Linked DNA regions of Homo sapiens: region 2 is linked to region 1. The links are chromatin loops, found by intact Hi-C in ENCODE. Cell type or tissue: B cell. All regions are shown on one strand. Links, peaks and the distances in the headings refer to the core of each region. The heading gives the core; the rest is flanking DNA.

Region 1 (5,374 bases), core at 203-5,202:
GCTTCAGAGACCTCTTCCCCCTGTTCCCCATTCTCATATCATCTTGGTGAAAGCCTTGCCCTTCTGCCCAGTGGCCCCCTTCCCCCAACCACCAGAGGCAAAGGAGTGCTTGAAACTGTGGAAACTTTAAACATTGTGGATTCTAAGAAGTAAAGCCTTTAGTAGTAAAAGATTTACCAACAAATAAAGTGTTTCTGAAAAAGGTTGCGTTGCTCTAGTTCTAGCAACGTGCTCACTCTGCAGCTGTGGGATCTCTGGGTGCCATCTTGTTTTCCTGCCACTCTCCCTATTCCCTGGCAGACCCTGTCCCCTTGGAATGCCCACAGAATTTTGATCATAGCTAAATTACATCATTTATCACATTACTTGTTGTCAGCTTATGCGTTTATCTCTACCACTGGATTGCAAGCTACTTGAAGTTCTTAATAAGAACAGCGGCAGCAATAATACAGTGCTTCTTGTGTGCCAGGCACCCCACCAAGTGCTTTACACATATTAACTCATTTAGACCTCACACGTCCCTCACAATATCTTGGTATCTTCATCTCTCACAACTCATTAAACATTCTATGGTTGTCTTTCAATTTAGATCTCTCTTCTTCAAAAGGAGTTTTTAAGAAAAATCTATTACTGGCTTGTAATATATCAATCTCTAAGCAAAAATACTCGTAACATTCATATAATAAGAACAGATTACATGGGATAAAAGTAGGATCATTTTCTCATTTAGCCTGACATCAAGAGTATTTATTTGGCTTTCTATACCATTAGTTTAAATTAGAACACTCTATTTCCATCCACTAGAGTAGAATAGCTATGTGTTTTCCCTTTAAAAGATAAATTAACTCTGTAAGCATTAATACTTTAAAAAATGACTAGTGGTTTTTCAAATATTTTAGTTCTACCAAACTGATGAATAGATAAACATGAGCAGATAGATCTGGATTTAAATCTTGATTCCACAATTTACCAGCTCTGTGACCATGGGCAAGCTCCTTAATCTTTCAAAGCCTGTTTTCTCATTAGTAAAATTAGGATAATAATAGTTCTTTATAGGGTAATCATCAGAAGTTAAAAATGTACATATGAGAAATTCAGCACAGAGTCTGGCACAAAGCGATTAACAAATATTTGCTGTTATTCATTCTTATCATCATTATTATAAAATGTTGGGTTGAGCTGGGCATGACGGTGCATGCCTGTAATACCAGCTATTTGAGAGGCTGAAGCAGGAGGATTTCTTGAGCTCAGGAGTTTGAGGCTGCAGCAAGCTATGATCGCACCACTGCACTCCAGCCTGGGAGACAGGGTGAGATCTCTTGTCTATAAAAAGAAAATTAAAATGTTGGGTTGGCAAAAGGGACATAGAAATGAGTAAGATGCTGTCCTTGTCCTCAAGAAGCTCAGCTCTGTGGTAGGAGAGACAAGACAGGTCTGCAAACATCATCACAAAACAATGTGATAAGGCAACAGAGGGACAGAGAAAGCACAGAGGAGGGAGGGATCATTTCCATAGGAAAGTTTCATGGAAGGCTTGCAAGAGGATGTGAAAATTACATTGATTTTTAAAGAACGAGGAGGAATTTTTTAGGTAGCCCAAGTGGGACAGGACATAGCTGGTCCTGGAGAACATGTGTAAAGGCACGGAGAAAGGAAACTGCATGGTGTTTTGGGAGGAACTATAATTAGTAATGTTTGGTCAGATCATGAGGTTTTGGTGGGGGTGGGTAAGATGGAGGTGGTAAGATAGAAGATTCTAGAGGAAGTCAAGGCAAGGACCAGATTTTGAAGTGTTTTGCATGCGGAGCTGAAGAGCTTGAATTTAGCACCAGCAATAGGGTGTCAGTAAAGAGTTTTATAAGAGAGATGTGATCAGATTTGCATTTTAGAAAAATCACTTTGGCAGGTTTGTGAATGATGGACCAGAAATGTGTGATGGTGGAGACTTGGAAGCCAATTAGGAGGCAGTAGTCCAGGTGAGAAATAATGCCCCGAACAAGGGCAAATGGCATTAGGAATGGAGGGGAGCAAGCTGAACTCAAGAGACCCTTGGGAGGTAAGATGAAAAGGATGGGGAGGAGGGAACTTGTTGGGATCTGTATCTAAGGGTACCCGACCCCTTGGTCTCATTCCACTGTTCCACAGGGGTTGGTGACAGTGTGTGGGAGACAGGGGTGGACAGAAGTGCGTTAACCAAGATACAGACTAGAGAAGGAAGCGTCAGTTCTTAGGACAGGGGTCAGTTTGTAGTGTGGGAAAGAGGAGGTGAGAAAGGGTAGTGAATTTCACCTGGCCCTTGTTGAGTATGTGATGCCTGTGTTCGCCATGTGAACAGCAGAAAGCAGCAAATATAAGGATCGAGAGCACGGGGTAGAGAGAGGGCTGGCGATGGACACCATCTTTAGGGTAATTGCGAAATTAGGGGAAGGGCTGAAATACGGAAGGCTCGCCGAAGATCTCTAGGTAGTTAATAACTATCAAAATGTCACTTCTTTGGCCTTCACTTTTATTATGTAAAAGTACTCAGATCAGGCCGAATACAATTTTATTCTCTTTATCCAATGCCGGAGGCTATTGTCGAAGCCACGGCCTGCCATTTCATACCCTTTGCAATAGGTGGCGCTGACGCCTGGCAGGGAGAAGGCGGCAGCACATGCTGGGCTCGGGGGCGATGGGCTTGTGCGCGGACCTGGCGACGCTCTAGCCCCGAGCCGCGTATTCGTGGCCGGGTCCTCCCTGGGAACAGGGTGAAGGCCGAGAACCTCTGGCCTCAGGAAGCGCATGCGCAACCGGTTCTCCGAAACATGGAGTCCTGTAGGCAAGGTCTTACCTGAATCAGGTAAGAGGCGGGCGGGGAAGGAGTGGAGCCTCCCCGTGCACCCTCGCAGCCCGCTCCAGGAGTGGGACTAGCCCTCCTTGGGGGTGTGGCTCGTGTGCGTGGGCCACACCAGTCCTAGGGGCAGGTAAGTGCGCGTGGCCCAGGAGGCGTGAGGCTGTGCTGGCGAGGGGAGGGCTCCCGGGGCGCGTGGGTGCCCATACGAGGTGCGCCGCCGCCGGTCCAGAAGAGGGCCACGTGGGCGAGAGCCTCGGTCGTCGCCTCCCAGCACCTCGGGGTCGTAGAGAACACAAAAGTCACACAACCCTCGCCGAGGCTTGACCCCCGCGACAGAGTTTAGTCATTCCGTTAGCTGGCTCCACCCGCCCTCCTGGGCGTGGGGACTCGATTTCTTGGGAGGCTGCGCCTTCCTACTTGTGGGACAGCCAGCCTTGGAGGTTGGAAAGGTCGCAGGCACACGGGTGTGACCGAGTGGTAGAGGGCGTGGCTGTTCCGGGTCGGAGCTGCAGGTGTCGGTCCAGGTCCAGGCGCTGGGGTCACCAGGGCGGAGAGCGGCAGTGGTGGCGCGGCTGGGGGCCTGGTTCAGGGAGGGGGACAGCTGAAGAAGGTGTGAGGTGAGGAGAGCAGTCGAGGAAAACGGAAGCACCTGCTCCTGGTTGACTCATTCTGGCTGGAGGCATAATCTAATGTGGGAAGGTAGTAACAGGAAAAAAAAAAAAAAGCGAGAAAGAGCGACTGTGCCTGTGCTGAAGCCCTTTCCTCCTCCTAGCTCCCAGGCAGCTAGAAAATTGCCTGTCTGAAAGAAAGTAGCTGTTTTCCTTAGGGGACTGTGGTGAGTGACAAATGAGATGATATATGTGAAAGGGTAAAGAGCTATAAAAATGCAAGATTCTATTACTTAATTAGAATCCTTCAGCCTATTTATCTGTTTGAGTGGATAAAATGTCCTCTAGGTGTGGGATAGTGGGGCAGGAGTACCTGGTGAAGAAGTACCAGCTGTGGGATAATGGGATGTGTGGAGTAATGCAGAGGGTGTGTGAAGATAGTTTAGGGGTGCCCACTAATACTGTCACCTGGAGAAACAACCATCTGTCATTTAGGTTCATCTTATTTGGGTAAGAGATTATTCAGTTCCACTGCTTCCCTCGTCTGCCACTCATCTTTTGAGCTTTTTACAGCCAAACACTTTTACTCAAAAATGGGCCTGAAGAGGAACACACCAGTAGCTTCAGGGATATATTGGTTAATTTGTTTTTGTTTGGTTTTGTTTTTGAGATGAAGTCTCGCTCTGTCACCCAGGCTGGAGTGCAGTGACGCCATCTCATCTCACTGCAACTTCTGCCTCCGGGACTCAAGCTATTCTCCTGCCTCAGCCTCCCAAGTAGCTGGGACTACAGGCACACACCACTACACATGGCTAATTTTTGTATTTTTGGTAGAGACGGGGTTTCACCATGTTGGCCAGGCTGGTCTCGAACTCCTGACCTGAAGTGATCCGCCTGCTTCAGCCTCAAAGTGCTGGGATTACAGGCATGAGCCACTGCGCCCGGCCACATTGGTTAATTTGGTTGAGAGCGGGCTCGATGTGATTTTATTGATGATAATGTCTTCAATTTGCCTTGCCCTCAGTACAAAGCAGCATGTTGTACCAAGGGTTCTGGGCTGAGGGACATAACTAGGGAAGACTGAGCTGTGAATTTGTCCCCTCAGTAGAGGATCACCCTGGCCAAGTTCCAGTTCATCTTGGAGCCTTATTTTACATCAGATGGGAAAAGACCTTGCAGGTCATTCATTGTCTTACATGCAGAGCTCGCATACCTGCCACAGGGTTACCCAGCCCCCAGTGGACAGAGAATTTGTCCCATACCAAAATGGCTGAGCCACCCAATCCCTCTAGACAGCCCCTATGTTGGAAAATTCTTTATGTTGAATCGACATCTGTTTCTCTACAATTTGCACTCATTGGAGCCATACAGAATAAAATGTCTAATGCTGCTTCCACAAATATTTGAGGACTGCTAACACATTTCCTTCTTCTACTTACTCCACAAGGCTTCTTTTCTTCAAACCAAACATGCCCATCTATTTCAAACAGGGAGGCAGTGTGGAGTAGTGGAAAGAAGGCCAACTTTGGAGCCAGGCACATCTGCGTTCAGTTCCCAGCCCCTTCACATCCTAACACTTAGCGTTCCGAGCTGCCGTATCTCTCTCTGAAATCTGTGAGTGAAAATACTCATCTAGCCAGGCTACTGTGAGGATCAGGGATATGTTGGGTGAAGATCCATGCTCATGGTAGGAGCTTAAAATACGAGAACTGTTACACCTTCAGTTTGCAATTCATTTAGTTGACCTTCTCTGAACACATTCCTATTTGTCTCTGTTTCAATATGTATCTGCTCTGTAGAACAGAATAAAATGCTTTCTGTGAGTTCTAACCAGCATAATAGAGTAGGATTAGCTTATTTTTGGTACTTCCCCTCAGTCTGCAGTCACAGTAGCCTTTTTAAGGGTCCTGTCTTACTGATTCAGTAAGTTTCT
Region 2 (5,374 bases), core at 250-5,249, 250 kb after region 1:
TACACAAGCAGAGTGGTCAGTGATTTCATCCACAGCAGCAGAGACACATATAGAAAAAACAAATACTGTTGATGTCTGATTCCTTCTTATCGGGAAAGGGGCCCTGAGGATATAACTTGGAGGGACTATATGGTCAGAGGAGAAAGTTCCTCCTATTTCATAATAGCTATCACCTTGCTACTCCTTCCTCAAATCCAAGGCAGCCAGCTCCTTGGAAGAAACCAGTCTGTTACCCTTCCCTCTCCCACCCACCAACTCACCTGTTTCAGAAACGAAAATCTGCAGACTCTGAGGGAAATAACCCCCTAGTTAGCCATTAGGAAATTAACAGAATCTACCACTCCTGAGATTACATAAGGTGGGGCAGCTGTGTCCACACGCCTCTATTTCCCTGAAAGTTATCAATGGTTATGAGCGGTCTTGTTTCGGGCCCCGCCCAAACTTAAGGTCGCTTGAGTTTTCTCTCTGAGTGAAGGGGGAACTAGTCTGGACCACCCTTTTCTTGCTGGTGCCTTTACGGTAGTTTTCAAATTGTTTAACCAATCTCAGCGTGAGAGTGAGCCAGGAAGTTACCATCCTCAAGTAGGAATCCAAATGGGGAGAAGGGCTACGACGCAAGCGCAGGGTTCCAAATCATGCAACAGGACCTGCAAACAGACTCACACCCCAGACATCAAGAAGTATCTCCCAGCCACACATCTACATGGAGCTTATGTGGCCTCTCCTAGCAGAGGTAGCTGGGGCAATTGGGGGATTGGAGGGCATAAGCCTCCCATCAACCTGGGATCCCTATTTAAAAGATGCTAAAAATAAATTAGTAAACATTGCTGTTTACAGAAATAGAAATCATTTCTGTTTCCAAAGGCCTCTCACCATCCCAGTCCTGGACATTTCCAAGACTGCCACCCCTGACACCCTCTCCAAGGTCCGCCCTGGTGGATGGGTGAGACACCAGAGTCCTTTGAGACTGGGAGCTCCTCAGGCATCTGAGAATTCCAGTTTCACATCCCTGGTTCCAGGGAGGGGAGAATCTTCAGTACTCTGGAGAGTACGGGAGTTCATCCCTTCTTATCAGTTCCTGGGGGCTGTCTTGAGGCAACCCCCACTTTTAGGATGATATACACGTTGCAAGAATTCCCGCTATTTTCCGGCCCCCAGTACCTCCCCAGAGTCCACATGTCTGCCTGGACCCACCCTCAGAGCAGAGGAACCAGTCTGTGCCTTGGTGTAATGACTCTGGGAAAGAAGGATGGGCAGAGAGAAAGCAGGGACAACGGCCTGGGGGATCATCCTTGAGGGTAAGACTGACAGCAATGACTGTCCTACAGGCAGGTGGTGAAGCTGGGCGCCGGGCCGGGACCGGAGCCGGAGGCGGAGCTTTCCACCTCGCTGGTGAGTGGCGGGTCGATGCGGGGAGTTCGACGACGTCCCCGGTACTCGATCATATCTGGATGATAGGTTGGGTGGCGGCGAGCATGCTTGGTCAGGTGGTCGCTCCGGGAGAACTGCTTGGGGCAGAGGGGGCAGGAGAAGCGCTTCTCGCCCGTGTGCGTCCTGTAGTGGCGGGCCAGCTCGTCGGAACGCGTAAACTTCTTGTCGCAGTCGAGCCAGTCGCAGGAGAAAGGGCGCTCACCCGTGTGGGTGCGCTGGTGGGACTTGAGGTGCGACGACTTGTAATAGGCTTTGGTGCAGCCCGGGAAGGGGCATTGGTGGCGCTTGGCAGCAGGTGTGACAGACCTCCTCCGGGGCGCCTGATCCGCGGCGGGGGCGGGGCCTGCCCCTAGGGCCCCTCCAGAGAACCCACCAGAGGCTGCTGGTGCGCCCGGGGCAGCAGGCGCGCTTGGGACGGCGGGCGCATCGGAGGAGCTCTCGGGAGCGCAGACCGCCGCGGCGCCGGAGGCGGGAGCCAGCTCGGAGCACGGGGTCTGGACGGAGCACGGGATCGGGTCGGAGAAGCCGGACGAGGCGCGTGGAGCTTCCCCCGAGTTCTCCCAGGAGCCCTCGCCAGAGCTGCCGCGCAAGTCCGCCCAGACGCTTGCAGCCAGCAGGTGGGGCGCGGCGCCGCCCGCGCCGGGGCTGGGGGCGGGGACCTGCGGGAGCTGGGGGACCGACGCGGGCCCCGGTGGCCCCGGACCCGGCAGAGCGGACTCCGGCGGCGCCGCACCCACCTCCGAGCCAGCGGCTCCACCCGCGCCCTCGGGGTCCGGCGGGCGGCGGTGAACCACGGCGCCCGCGGACATGGACACCAGGCACTCGGCGGCGAAGTAGTCCAGGCACGCCACGGCGGCCGACATGCTGGGACCGCCCGGCCGCCGGCGAGCGCCGTCCGAACGCGGCCGGCCGCGGGCGACGGAGTTCCCGGGAGCGTCCGTCCCGCAGCCTCGGAGCGAGAAGCAGGAGGCCGGGTGCTCGCCGCCTGCCGCCTGCTGCCGCCGCCGCCGCCGCAGCCGCCGCTGCCGCCGCCGCCCGCGCGGAGCCCGCCCCGCCTGACGCGCCCCTGACGCACCGGAGCCCGCGGGGGCGGCAGAGACCCGCCCCGGCCCGCAGGACACCCCCTCGGAACGCGCGGCCCCCGGCTAAGTCATGTTTAACAGCCTCAGAAATTATCTTGTCTCCGCGTTCTTTCTTCTGCCGGCGAGCCAGGTAATGGTAACAGAGCGAAACTCCCCAGTCGGAACTTCTGGGTTGCAGCAGCCTCGCCCCCCCTCCCCGCAGCCCGCCGCCCGCTGGTCCGTCGCCAGCTGGGTGTCCCGCGGAGTCCCAGAAAGTTTTTTTTTTTTTTAAGGAAAAAAATTGCTAATACCTGACATGTCTTTCGGTTCATAATTGCGATTGTTAGCGAAGTGGTCTCGAATTCCATTTCACTCCCCGTTCGCCGCTCTCAGACTAAATTGCAAATATCCCCAAGTCTGTAGCAAAAAAAGTTTTCTCATTGAGCAGGTCAACTGTGAACCCGGGGCCGGGAGCAGTTCCCTAAATAGATCCGCTACGTAGCCATTAATTAATAGCATCTCGAACCAGAAACAGTTTTAACCTTGGAAAAGCAAAGAATCCTCTCCCGGTTGAAATTGAAACTTAAAATCCTTTGAGTAACGATTTAACTATTCAGCCAACGAAAGAAAAATGCATGTTTAAACTGCATTAACCTGTCACTGGCATCCAAACAAATTTAAACGCTGAGATATAAATTATAGTCTAGCGGCGAGATAAACACATTAAAATGGACTCCCACCATTTTAATAATAGAAAGTCACGTTTCCAATTAGGCATTATCTTGTAATTTGCTTTTGACGAAAGTTAAATGTAAGGAAATGCAGCACATGATATAGAATGCTCATATGGTGTTTTGTGATTGTGGAGGTTTGCCTTTTTTATAATCAAATGCATGTACGGTTTCTTTTACGTGTCTTCATTGCTCTCATTTTTTCCCTCGTTTTTCTTTTTAAAAATGTAAAACTACATAGAAAAACAAACAGGATAATTTCTAAAAATAGTCATATCTTAGTTTTTGATGTATACAAGCTTTTATATGAGTGAATTGTGTGCATTTTATTTGTAGTTCTTCAGTACTTTTTCTTTTGAAAATTAATACGTATGTATCAAGAATAACATACGTTCATGTATTTACTGCCTAGGGTAATCAAATGTGAAATTTTTGTTATAGTTGTTTCATGTTTTTATTTATATTAAACATTACAGATAGAGTTGAATGTCACTTTGTTTCCCTCCCCAGTTCCATTCACCTTTCTCCCTCTTCACTTTTCTAGGTAATTAGTATTATAAAGTGGCTATTTAATCTGCATTTGTTTTGATACCCGTATTACCTAATTATACATGTAAATATATGTATATCTCCATGCTTATTTATTAAAATTTTTAAGTAAATGGTTCACTAGTATACATATCATTTTGCAACTTCTTTCCCTCAATATGATTTTGACAGCTATCCAGGTTGACACCTATAGAATCTACTTTATTCATTTCAGCAGTTTTTAAATAATATTGTCAGTGTTATTATTTTTAAGGCGATTCCATTGCAAAACAGTTAATTTTTCTGAAGTTCCTCTAGACGATTAACTCTTCGTTAATCTACACATTAAAATCTATCAGATAGAATAATTTACTAGCTGTTTTAATTTTATTATTTAGAAAAAATGTGAAGATATTTAAAATGCAGAGAGAACATTACAAGCACCCATATACCTGTCTCATATAATGAATATGTTAACATTTTGTTATATCTCCCTCAGATCTATTAAGTATTCAACATTTCTGATAAAATTGAAGGTCCCCTTGTACTGCCCCCAATACCATTCTCCACCCTTTTCCCCAAAGGCAAACACTAACATGAATTTGGTATGTAACTTTCCAGTCTGGGTTTTACAATTTAACTGGATGTGAACCTATAAAATGCAGAATATTGGTTTATATGATTTTTTTAAATGTACAAACATGGTATTAGGCTGTGCATATTATTCTTGGACTTATTTTTTTCATTCATGGTATGTTTTTATTTTTTCTCTTCGTGTTGATAAATATAGATCCAATTCATTCATTTTAATTGCTATAGTGTGGATCCATGCATACAAATGTGTCCTGTTTATTCATTCCCCTATTGATGAATATTAAACTGCTGCCAATATTTTGGTACTACTTGTACATGTTTCCTTTGCACATATGTGAGAATTTCTCTATGTATCTACCTAGATGGGGAATTGCCGGGCTCCACACACATTTTCAGTTTTGCGAGAGACTGCCAAATGCTTCAATTTGCACACCCATCAGAAGTGTGTGACAGTTCACGTTTCCCTCACATGATCTTCAACACTTTCTAGATTAAGATTTTTATTATTCCTGCCAATTTGATTATTTTAAAAAACAGTATCTTGTTGTCTTATTTGAATTTCCCTCACTGCTAGCAAAGTTAAGCATTTTTTCCCCATATGTTTGTTGGTTATTGAGGTTTCCAAGTCTGTGATTTGTTTTTTCACAGTCTTCATTCATTTTTTTCAGTAGATCGTGTATGTTTTATCTTTTTTCCTCCTGATTTGTAGGAATTCATGCGTGTAAACATTAAATATATTGTCTCAGTCTGTGGCTTGTCTTTTAACTGCTTTTGATGTCTTTTGTACTATAGACAATTTAAAATGTACTCATATTCATTGATCTCTTTCTTTATAGTGTCATTTGTGGATTATTAAAGAAACCTCTCCATACCTGATGCATAAAGGTAGCCTCTTATGTCTTCTTCCTTAATGTTTTAAAGTTTTGCTTTCCACACGAGATTGATCTATCTGGGACTTATTTTTTTTGAATGGTGTAAAGTAGGAATTCAATAATTTTACTCCTCCCTTTCCCCCAACCCCCATATGGA

What was found. Hi-C counts contacts between places; a loop is a spot of excess contacts. Peaks named below come from ENCODE experiments on the same cell type or tissue, not always from the same donor. Only the 100,000 strongest peaks of a DNase experiment are listed, where the experiment ranks them.
Region 2: it touches region 1 in a loop (4-fold over the local background); 18 of 110 quality-filtered maps call a loop at or near these places.

What each region holds. Positions count from the first base shown.
Region 1 is chr7:130,483,557-130,488,930 of GRCh38, forward strand. MESTIT1 (MEST intronic transcript 1, antisense RNA) reads right to left here. Exons shown (of 2, transcript NR_004382.2): 2 at 2,486-5,374. It also overlaps a transcript of MEST not described here. Among named protein-coding and RNA genes, the nearest start is that of MESTIT1, 4.7 kb to the right of the region's middle. RefSeq lists an enhancer at 3,254-3,303 and a silencer at 3,391-3,610. In B cell, for the core only: CTCF peaks have their summits at 2,635 (motif pointing right) and 2,836; a DNase peak (open chromatin) is centred at 2,775; H3K4me3 peaks cover 1,156 bases; H3K27me3 peaks cover 559 bases.
Region 2 is chr7:130,731,740-130,737,113 of GRCh38, forward strand. It overlaps KLF14 (KLF transcription factor 14), which reads right to left and starts at 2,468. Exons shown (of 1, transcript NM_138693.4): 1 at 1-2,468. The coding sequence starts at 2,294. The coding sequence ends at 1,323. LOC105375508 (a long non-coding RNA gene) reads left to right here and starts at 2,525. Exons shown (of 4, transcript XR_927978.3): 1 at 2,525-2,643; 2 at 5,182-5,230. RefSeq lists an enhancer at 1,539-2,076 and silencers at 1,972-2,131, 2,202-2,281. In B cell, for the core only: a CTCF peak has its summit at 2,067 (motif pointing right); DNase peaks (open chromatin) are centred at 2,152 and 2,572; H3K4me3 peaks cover 2,045 bases; H3K27ac peaks cover 437 bases; H3K27me3 peaks cover 2,732 bases.